2 separate regions of the Homo sapiens genome follow, and region 2 is linked to region 1. The links are chromatin loops, found by intact Hi-C in ENCODE. Cell type or tissue: A673. All regions are shown on one strand. Links, peaks and the distances in the headings refer to the core of each region. The heading gives the core; the rest is flanking DNA.

Region 1 (5,393 bases), core at 135-5,134:
GGAGAATGAATTGGAAGCTGAGACTATTCACATTAATTACAACAACAACAAATTATTTGCATATGTAGACCCAGCAGTTGAGTCCTATAATACTCAGAAATAGAAAATAAGTATCGAAATGACTACATGCTGATGCATCCTGGTTACATTATTTTCCAACTCGAGTGTAAGTTAAGATGCTTTACAAGTGGTGGTTGTCACCGCCTTCCCTGCTGCTGCCTAAAAGAGCTGTGAATGTCATGCGAGGCTTAAAGAGAACTCACGTTTTACATGACTGTCCTCATAAGCACACAGACACTTCTCTGAAACGTGAGTAAGAGACTCCCCGAAAGTAGGAAAATAAAAATGTCAGTGGGAAGTGTTTTTCATCAATGAGAAAATAAACACCAAATTATGTTCAACATACTGGTCTCTTCTGCCGACTACTCAGAATATAGTCTTTATGCTGTAAGAAATTGTCTTGAAAAGTTCAAAATTATTTAGCAAATAGCCTGCATCTAAACCATCAAATAAATACTTAATTTTTACTTTCTAACAACTTGGGAAAACAAAAGCATGATTAGGACTAAAGAAGGGTCATTTAAGGAAGTTATTACTCAATTTTTTCTCAACATTAATATTTATCATACAATTTTTATGCCTTTAAAAATATGTAAACACATTTGCACCTGAAGTTGAGCTCTGAGAACCATGCCTAATAAAGAATCTTTCCACCGTAGCCCCTATTAAGGCTGTAATCAGTAATAGAGACAGAAAGACCAAGTCTCCTTCTGAAAGACTCCACCAAGAAAACTCTCTTTCATCAAATATTATGTCCTTTTATAGAACTTAAAGAGATTTTAAACATGCCAGTTACTGTCAAAATTTATTTATTTTTACAGTTGTGGTTAAAGAAGGAGGATTTTCTTTTTGGTTGTACTGAGTTAAACTGTTATATCTATGCTCTCTTTAGATAAGCAGAAACCACATAATATAAATTTATTAGTATGAGACTAATAATGTTGAGGTATTTTTAAATATTTTTATTGATCAACCCTATCCAATTGATTTTGTGTTAGTATAGTGACAATCATTTCTACTAACATGTTTGCAGGCTTTATCTAGAAATCCGTGGTAGCTAAGGACATCAGCTATTTCCAAATAACTAGCTACTTATGTATTCTCTTTGAAATCACTGTGACCAAATTTGAAAATGTCTGAAATCATGCATAGATAGGTAGCCTTTTACTTCATTGCTTCTTCAGTCATTTTTACAACATCTTGTTTCTTATTAGCACTCAATGCTATTAGTGTGCTTTTCTACATTATGTTTTATATTTAGAATACTGATGTTGAATTTAGGAGCATCATATATGTGATGTGAAAATCTGTTATACAAATACACTTTACCATTAATAACACTACACATTAAATCATTGAAATTATATTTCACAGCGTATCAGATAAACTATGCCTGTAAAATTTGAGAATGTAAGAACTGGAGTGAATGATAAAGACCACGTAATTCACCCTCATTTTACAGGGAAGGGAATGAATACCCAGAATAATTAAATAACTTTCCCAATATCATATTGCCAAAAACAGTGGAATGAAGAGGGATGTTGAATTTTCTGATCAGTCTTCTCTCTCTATTCGTTAATATTCTGTAATATGCACTTATTTCCTAATATTTATCTGATTGATATACTGCCGAATGTCCCACCTAAAATTAGCTGCATTGAATTTTACATTATTTCCTGGCATTCTTTCTTATTTGTTTTCTAAAAGCAGCCCAATTTCAGTAATTTTTGTTTATATAAAGTTATGATTCTATCTCTCTAAATATCCAGAATATTTTGATCAAACTCATTACTGAACACTTCTTATGATCCAGACACTCTGATAAGCCCGTATACGTTATCTCACTACATTCTTAAAATAAACACACAGAGTAGGTATTATTATCCCAATTTTATAGATAAGAAACAAGCCCAGCGAAGGTAAACATATGTTCATGCTCTCACAGTTTATGAATTGTTATGACTGGAATGAAACTTACTCTACTTAACTCCAAATCAAAAGCCATTAACCTACCTTTTGTTCTACCTTCAAAGGGATAACAAATGAGCAACCAAACAGAACTTTATGCTATTTTTCCAGAGATTTGTCTATTCTCTGCACAAGTAATAATGAATTTTGAAACTTTACTACACTTACCATTTCTCTTACTGCAATTCAGAGGAACACATCTTACTTTAATAAAAGTATTGCTGAATACTTTGCTTTCTATGAAATTGTTAGAACCTTTACTAAAAGCCATATTACACTTAAGTTAAAGCTTTAACGTAGGTTATTTTTTAAAAAATTGTTTTTACATTTTCTGCATCTGTATTGCTATTAAGATTGAATTCTAAGTTGTTCTCCCAGTGGTGAGACTTCTGTTGACATTATCACTCAGTTAAATAAACACTACAACTTTCAGTGTGTCAAGCTTACTTTAAGTTTTTGGTTTTGACAGAATGCTGTACTTCTTTGACAAAAAGTCAAACCTAAACTCCTAGCTTAACCATGACATCACTGCTCTGCAATGTTAATAAGCCTAGAAAAGCAAGAATGCAAAAGGATATATTATAGAATTCCTTCACTTCAAATGATTCTTCTGCCCTCTGGTGTCCAAATAGAATATTTGAACAAGCCATATTTTGTTCAGGTGGATTTTTTCAATCATTATTGCCCTGCCAGGTTTTGGTAATAAGAAGTTCCAAGTGAAATAAAATATTAAAAAGTCCATAATACAGTGAATCAATCATACAGGTCAGATATAGAAACCAAATTGAATCCAGCCCAAAATAACAGACTGCTAGAAAACCCAGAATCTAAGAAAGATTTGTAAAGGCAGAAAATTTCCAACTTGATAGTTGGTTTTTTATAACTGATGTACTCTGCAGTTTTATTCTGTGTAGCCAAGGGATTTTTAAGATTTATGCATAAGTGTAAAGTATTAGTAAATATTTCCTCAAAAGTGAGTTTCAGTTTTAAACCATTCCCTTATCAAAAAGGTGAGGAGAAAATACTTGTTTTTGAAGTTCAAATATAAAATGCATGTTTTACTTTGCTTGAATCATTTTGCCACCATTTTTAAATAACTACTAAATGTCTGATTTTGTAAAAATAATGATTCCTTTTTAAATTCCATTTGCTCCCAAATTGTTACCGCGTTAAATGTTAGTTGTTTTAGTTTTACTTTTACAGATGAAAGCTTACACGTGGATTTCCCAACTAAGTCTCCATTTTTTGGTGGGAAATAAAAGGAGGTAGTTATAGGTACTTTTTAAATATTTCATAAATTCATTTTACTATGTGGACACTGATGAACATAAATGCATGATAATTTTTATTAATAGCTCAAACACCAGAAAAGCCTGTTCTTTTTACTTTTTTTTATCTAGGTAGTTTCAAAAAAAAAAAATAGGTGGTGAAAAATGGTGATTCTAAGGATTCCTGAAAATTTTTTGGTTCAAAAATTTGAAACAAAGCCATATTTAAGGAACATCATAACATGGTAAGAAGCATCCTGGGTAGAGTACCTAGAGACTGGACTTCTCACGCCAGCATTGCCTCTTCCACTGTCCAACACTAGAGACATTAAATAAATGCTCATTTTCAGCTCAAAATCTTTTTTTTTATTCAGGGGTGGAGGTTGTGGTTAGTTTTCTTTTGTTTAATCTTTTTTTGATACCAACTTTAAATACAGTTTTATTTAAGACATTGCATTTTCCACTTACAATACAATGTTTATAAAGTGCAATGTTATTTCCTTTCCTTGTGCTCATGTTCCATATTCAAGTATTGAGAATGCCCAGTAATTTAGTATAGCAGCTCGACCGTAAAACTGCCATAGAATTTGATACAAATTTGGGTTCTTCGGTGTTTTAACTATGTAGAAGAATGCTACATCTATAGTTGGGTTGTCTTAATCAACCTCTTCAGTGGTGGGCCCTGAAAAGCACCACCAGATGCAGGAGCTCTACCACCAGGAAATCCCCCTGGCATTCCTCCTAGCATGCCTTCTGCACTCTAGTCCAGTTTGGTTATCATGGACTTGAAGACTTCTCCAGCTCTTGCTGTGCATGTTCAAATTCTTCCTTCTCTGCAGTCTGATTCTTGTCGAGCCAGTTGATAATTTCATGGCACTTGCTAAGAATCTTCTGTTTGTGCTCATTGTTAATCTTGACTTGAAGTTTCTCATCTTCAGCAGTTGCTTTCATGTTGAACACATAGGGATCAAGTGAATTCTTGGATGACACCTTGTCCCTCTGCTTCTCATCTTCAGCTTTGTACTTCTCAGTTTCCTGGACCATAGGCTCAATGTCTTCCTTGCTCAAATGGCCCTTGTCATCAGTGAGAGTAGACATTGAGGATGCCCTTGGCATTAATATCAAAGGTGACTTCAATCTGATGAGCACCATGGTGTGCAGGAGGTACGCCTGTGAGCTCAAACTTGCGAAGTAGGTTTTTATCCTTGGCAATGACATGCTAGGCTTGTCAGAGTAGGTAGTGAAGGTCTGTGTCTGCCTGGTAGGAATGGTAGCATCACACTTGATGAGGACAGCCATGACTCCATCAGCAGTTTTAATATCAAGGGAAAGAGGAGTGACATCCAAAAACAGAAAATCTTGAACATTTTGAGATGTCTCTAGATAGGACGGCTGCCTGGACAGCTGCATCATAAGCAACAGCTTCATGAGGGTTGATGCTCTCATTCAGCTATTTTCCATTGAAGATGCCTTGGAGAAGCTACTAAATCTTGGGGATACAATTAGGACCACCAACCAGGACAATATCAGGAATCTGTGGTTTGTCTAGTTTGACATCTCAAATGGATTTCTCTATGGGGTCCAGAATGCCACAGAACAGGCTCAGCATTCAATTCTCCAAATTGGGCACAATTAATGGAGATATAGAAGTGGATTCCTTCATGAAGAGAATTGACCTCAGTACTGGTTTCAGTGCTGGAAGAGTATGTTTAGCAAGTTCACAAGCAGTATAGAGGTGCCAGACAGCTCTCTTGTTCTCACGGTGTCCTTCCATGTGTGCACTATAACTCACCAGTAAAATGGTTGACATTTCAGTTGTGAAAGTCCTCTCCACCTAAGTAGGTGTCTCTGGCTGTAGATTTCACCTCAGAGATTCCATCCTCCATAGTGAGGATCAAAAACACCACCTCCCAGGTCAAAGATTAGCACATTTCTTTCAGCTCCAACCTTTTTTTTTTTTTTTTTTTGTCTAAACTGTAAGCAATAGCAGCGACAATTGGCACATTGATAATTCCAAGTACATTGAGACCAGCAATAGTTCCAGCATCTTTGATAGCCCTGATGCTGAGAGTCATTCAAGTAAGCTGGCACTGTGAC
Region 2 (5,393 bases), core at 223-5,222, 800 kb before region 1:
CATGGAAGAAAACACAAAAACAATATTTGTTAAATTTTAATGTCTGTCCTTCTCATGAAGAGGTGAGAAATGTGTGGCACTTTTGTATCCTATCCAAATAGTAAGTAATCATTTTAAAAGACTTTTCAAATGCTTAAAGTTTCCAGGATTGTATTTAGTAACGTAAAGCCCTCCAAAATTGGCCAACATTTCCCACGTAGTGAATTGAGCTGTTACGAGGTCCCATTCAGTCATCAGAAAAGATGCTAAGTATGAAGGGGAGACATTTAGGTCAAAGCTAGAATGCAGAAAAATAAAGTAAGGCCACAAAAGAGTCCCTGTCAAAGAGAAAGTGTTCAGATATACACCCATTATTAATAAAAACGACAGCTTGATCTGATTCCATCTTTCATTCAGGAATGGCATGAAGAAAATCTTACTAATCTCAAGAAATATCCAACTGTACCTCCACATTATATGAGATCCTGACATCAGTTAGTGTACCTTAGGAATGCTCTCCCGTTATTTTCTTTCTTTAGAACCAATGTATAAACCTCCCTTTCTTTTCACACAGTCATTCCACTGTTTGGAACTTCTGGTAACATTAAAGTTCATTCCCTTGTGGTAATTGATACATCAGTCACACAAGCCATTTTTTCTGTATATTCTTAAAGTATCACTGTAGATCAAAACATAATGTAAAAAGATAAAAGTGACCTGTGTTTGGAAATGTAAAATTTACTCTCCTTTAACCACCCACTTTTCAATTTCCTCTCAAGGCAAACTTTGAAGGGCCATTCTGAGACTCTTTTTTTTTTTTTTTTTTTTTTTTAATTCCTTCCTGAGGGACTTGTTTTTTCTTTTGAAAGGGAAGAATGGGTTTTGCAGACTTTTCTCATATAAAAGGAAAATACAAGATAAAATAGAACAGAAAAAAAGCATTTCCCCAACAACAAAACAAAGTTGGAAAACAGCTGTTTAGCAACACCTTACTTCCCAAACACACTGATAAGGAATTATTATTTTGCAATAGAAATAATGATAAACATAAAGTTACTGTCTTGCACTATGATTTTGAATGTATGCTCTGACATTTCACTTCTAATTTTCCCCTGGTTTGGCCTTGTGACTACCATGAACAAAGCAAACAGCCTTCACTGTCCTTTCTTAGCTGTGAAGTACAGATAATTCTAATTTCTCTGCTAACCTTTCAGTGCCACTGAGAGAATGAGATGAGAAGATGGTGCACATGCTTTTAGAACCTTCAGATGTTATTTAAATACGTAGTGGTTTTCATATTGTTGTTGATTTGATAAAGTAATATAGTATTCATTCATTTACTCAATTATAAATTATTCAATACATATTTATTAACTGTCTAATGTGAAAAATTTGAATGAAGGTTTTTGCTGATGTAGTATTTTTAAAAAAGTTGAAAAACTATTATTTTTGTTTAATGTTCTGAGAAGGAAAAGAAAACAGACACATAATACATTATTAGATTGTTCAAATTGGAAATTAAAGTAATAGGAAACCTTTAAATAATTCATTTTGAAAATACAGTCTAGCAACATCAAATAAGGAAAGAATAGATGATAATACAGAAGGGAGGCCCCATGTGGGAATGGAATATACAAGATTTAAAGAACCTGGTACTTCTGGAAGAATTTAGTAATTTTTATGCCCTTTAAGTGTCTCTCTAATATTTACTTGTTACCCAAATATAAGTTATATCAGGAGACAATATGTGGTTAAGATATTAAGAGGATAAGCTACAGTGCCAGATTATCTGTGTTTAAATCTTGGCTCTAATATTATAGCTAAGTGGACGTTCAAAAAGTTTCTTCAGTTCTCTATGCTTATATTTTCTTACTGATAAACTAGGATGATAATCACACCTACTTTGCAGGATTGTTGTGTGGATGAAATAAATTCCTATGTGGGAAGTGCTTGGAGGAATGTCTGGGAGCCTCTGAACCATTAGAGCTGTTTAAATATTATTGTTATCTGCATATTTTTCTTCAGAGTCTCTAAATAAAAACCTTGCACACTAATTCACAATATGAAGATCATTTATAATAACTATCCCAGATAATTTAGGGCACAGATAATAATAACATTAATAATTACCACATATAAGGAGAGATTAGCTTTGCCTTGCACTGTCCTGAATTTGTTACATGCCGCATTTATCATCTCAACCTTATGTAGTTACTAAAATTATCCCCATTTTGCATGTAAGAAAATGGAAGCATCCTAAGAAAAACTAATTTACCCAAGCTTGTACAGCTAGAAAATGATTGAGCTGTGGTTTGAATCTAGACACTCCATCTCCAGAACTTGCACTGTTAACTTCCAGTGCCTTGAAAAGTACCATATAGATATAAATATTAATATCTGTGGTATCTCTAAGCTACTTAAAATGTTGACAAGGACATCCAGTTACTCAAATATTCTGAATAAACAGGATTTTATTATACATGTTTTAATGCACCATTAAAATTTCAAATATACTCTAAATCTTGAGCTTTATTAATAACGTTGCATAGTATATTGTATTAGTAGATTTGCCACAAGATGGCATGCTTCACTAGGAAGTGTTCATTCTTGCCAGGTGCAAAGATATAAAATGTGATATTCTATAATAGGGCTAGGGGAAAAAAGTGTGTAGCCTTCTCTGATTGTTTTACATGAACAGATATTTCACTTTAATTTTACCATGCTCATTCTGGGCAAACAACCTGCAACCATATTATTCAGCTCTTGCATTCAAAGCTACGCCTTTGTTTCCATTAAAGACATTTTCACAAGGACAAAAAACCAAACACCACATGTTCTCATTCATAGGTGGGAATTGAACAATGAGAACACATGGACACAGGAAGGGGAACATCACACTCCGGGGACTGTTGTGGGGTGGGGGGAGGGGGGAGGGATAGCATTAGAAGATATACCTAATGCTAAATGATGAGTTAATGGGTGTAGCACACCAGCATGGCACATGTATACATATGTAACTAACCTGCACATTGTGCACATGTACCCTAAAACTTAAAGTATAATAATAATAAAATTAAAAAAAAATAGATTAAACCCCCACATGGAAAAAATATCAAAAAAAGACATTTTATTCTGTTTTATATAGTCTATATTTTGCTCTCAAGATCAAAGCTTTTTGTCTGACTTTGTGTTTCTGTCACCTGAAATATTTTGATTATGTCGCAATTATATATTCTCTGGGAAAAACACTTTCTCATTGTACCTATCCATATGGGTGCTTTGGATGGAAATAAACATTTGCATTTGAACTGTTCTGTGGCCTGTCAACATCACTATGGGCCATCAACACTGTCAGAGCATTAGCAGGAGACTAAACACTGGGGAGAAGCCTTGATAATTTAGCTGGACTAACTCTGAACCTACAAAAACGGTCCTTTCCTTTAGATTTTAAGGGCTAAGTCTATGCAGAAAATAACTAAGAGTTTCAACCGTTTTACATTTCTAGGTACAACGTTATTAAAAAGTGGATGAAAACACTATGAGAAGCAGTGTAAAGGGTACATTTATAACAGCAAGGTGTAGGCTATTTTTTAAACTACTGTTATAGTAGAATTCCAAGGCCTTTCTCGCATTTGAAAAGGTTGGGCATGGTTAGGGAAGATTTTCATGTTTAAATAACAACTTCCTGTGAGTGAGAGGATCTGCTCAGAGAGCTGTCAGTTCTCTTTAAACCGTGTAATACAATTCCCAGACAACTATAGGACCATCCCTCTATGGGTAGTGGGGTCAATGAAAAGTCATATATGACTCAAACTTTCTCACCCTAGAATCTGAGAGATTGAATCTGTTGACTTCCTCAGCTTTGGCCAGCTCTGGAGTGGAAAATGGATTTGAGAGATTAAACCTAAATCTCTTGTGTATCAAAGCAAGGAACTAAATTCAGGACTACTGTGCTGGCTAAGTGAGGACTACTGTGCTGGCTGAATGGGGACTACTGTGCTGGCCGATTGAGGATGGAATCCTCAAACCAAACACTGTAGACCACTGTCTCTGTGCTAAGGTCTAAACTTCGAGAAACTTTCTGCCACCTTAGAAAGAGAAAGGAAGTTTTGAGAAGAAAATCGTTTTTAAATATTATTTTGTTTTTTATTTTCTTTTTAGTTAAATACACAAAAGGCTTGCTTTACAGCTTTTTTGTTAAGTCTTTTTGTGTGTGTGTAGAGCCCCACTTATACTCAGTTCTGTTAAAAAAAATATGCATTGAAAAATTTTCCAGAATTCATAGACTGGAATGAGGGTTCTATCTGTGGTGTATTTACTTTCAAATGATGGCCTTAGGCTGTGCAATGGCTGCCCAGACAGACCTTTGGAGGTCTCCTGCTTTGATAGTTGTTAAAATAGAAATGTTAAAATTTCACCGATTCAGAATTCTTATGTAACCAGTCAAATAGTAAAGTAAAATAGAACTTTTGGAAATGTGCAGCAATAATACTAATAAAAGCATACCTGGGGCCAGGCACGGTGGCTCACGACTGTAATCCCAGCACTTTGGGAGGCCGAGAAGGGTGGATCACCTGAGGTCAGCAGTTTGAGACCAGCCTGACCAATATGGTGAAACCCCGCCTCTACTAAAACTACAAAAAAATTAGCCGGGTGTGGTGACAAGCGCCTGTAATCCAGCTACTCAGGAGGCTGAAGCAGGCAAATCGCTTGAACCCGGGAGGAGGAATTGCAGTGAACCGAGATCGTGCCACTGCACTCCAGCCTGGGCAACAAGAGCGAAACTCCGTCTCAAAACATAAAAGAGTATAACTGGATGAAGACAGTGATTGAAACCTATCCAGTGTCCCATCCCATGATCCATGATGTCTGTGATAAAGATTCCCCAAGTAGTCATTTTTTTTTTTTGACATGAAGTCTCACTCTGTTGCGCAGGCTGGGGTGCAGTGGTGTGATCTCAGCTCACTGCAACCTCCGCCTCCTGGGTTCAAGTGATTCTCCTGTCTCGGGCTCCTGAGTAGCTAGAATTACAGGTGTGCACCACCATGCCTGGCTAATTTTGTATTTTTAGTAGAGACAGGGTTTCACCATGTTGGTCAGGCTGGTCTCAAACTCCTGACCTCAGGAGATCTGCCCCCTATTGGCCTCCCAAAGTGCTGGGATTACAGGCTTGAGACGTCGCCGCACCTAAGCCCCAAGTAGTCTTTGACAGACATCTGCTTCTTCCATTTTAAGACATTCCGGGATTAATAGAAAAAGCAGAAGAAAATGAATATATCTCAGAATGAATATGTCTCAGAAATGCCACATAATTTCAATAATATGTCACAGAGCCAAGACATTTTCATTGAATAAAACAAGAGTCTGAATATACTCCATTTATCTTAGAATTTATATCTGGCATGTATTGTTTA

What was found. Peaks named below come from ENCODE experiments on the same cell type or tissue, not always from the same donor. Only the 100,000 strongest peaks of a DNase experiment are listed, where the experiment ranks them.
Region 2: it touches region 1 in a loop (8-fold over the local background); 28 of 110 quality-filtered maps call a loop at or near these places.

The regions. Positions count from the first base shown.
Region 1 is chr7:85,028,255-85,033,647 of GRCh38, reverse strand. The region is part of intron 12 of SEMA3D (semaphorin 3D); the gene reads left to right. It also overlaps the pseudogene HSPA8P16. Among named protein-coding and RNA genes, the nearest start is that of SEMA3D, 160 kb to the left of the region's middle. In A673, for the core only: a CTCF peak has its summit at 2,656 (motif pointing left); a DNase peak (open chromatin) is centred at 2,597.
Region 2 is chr7:85,827,183-85,832,575 of GRCh38, reverse strand. No RefSeq gene overlaps it. Among named protein-coding and RNA genes, the nearest start is that of LINC00972, 410 kb to the right of the region's middle. In A673, for the core only: a CTCF peak has its summit at 2,554 (motif pointing right); no DNase peak of the experiment used is centred there.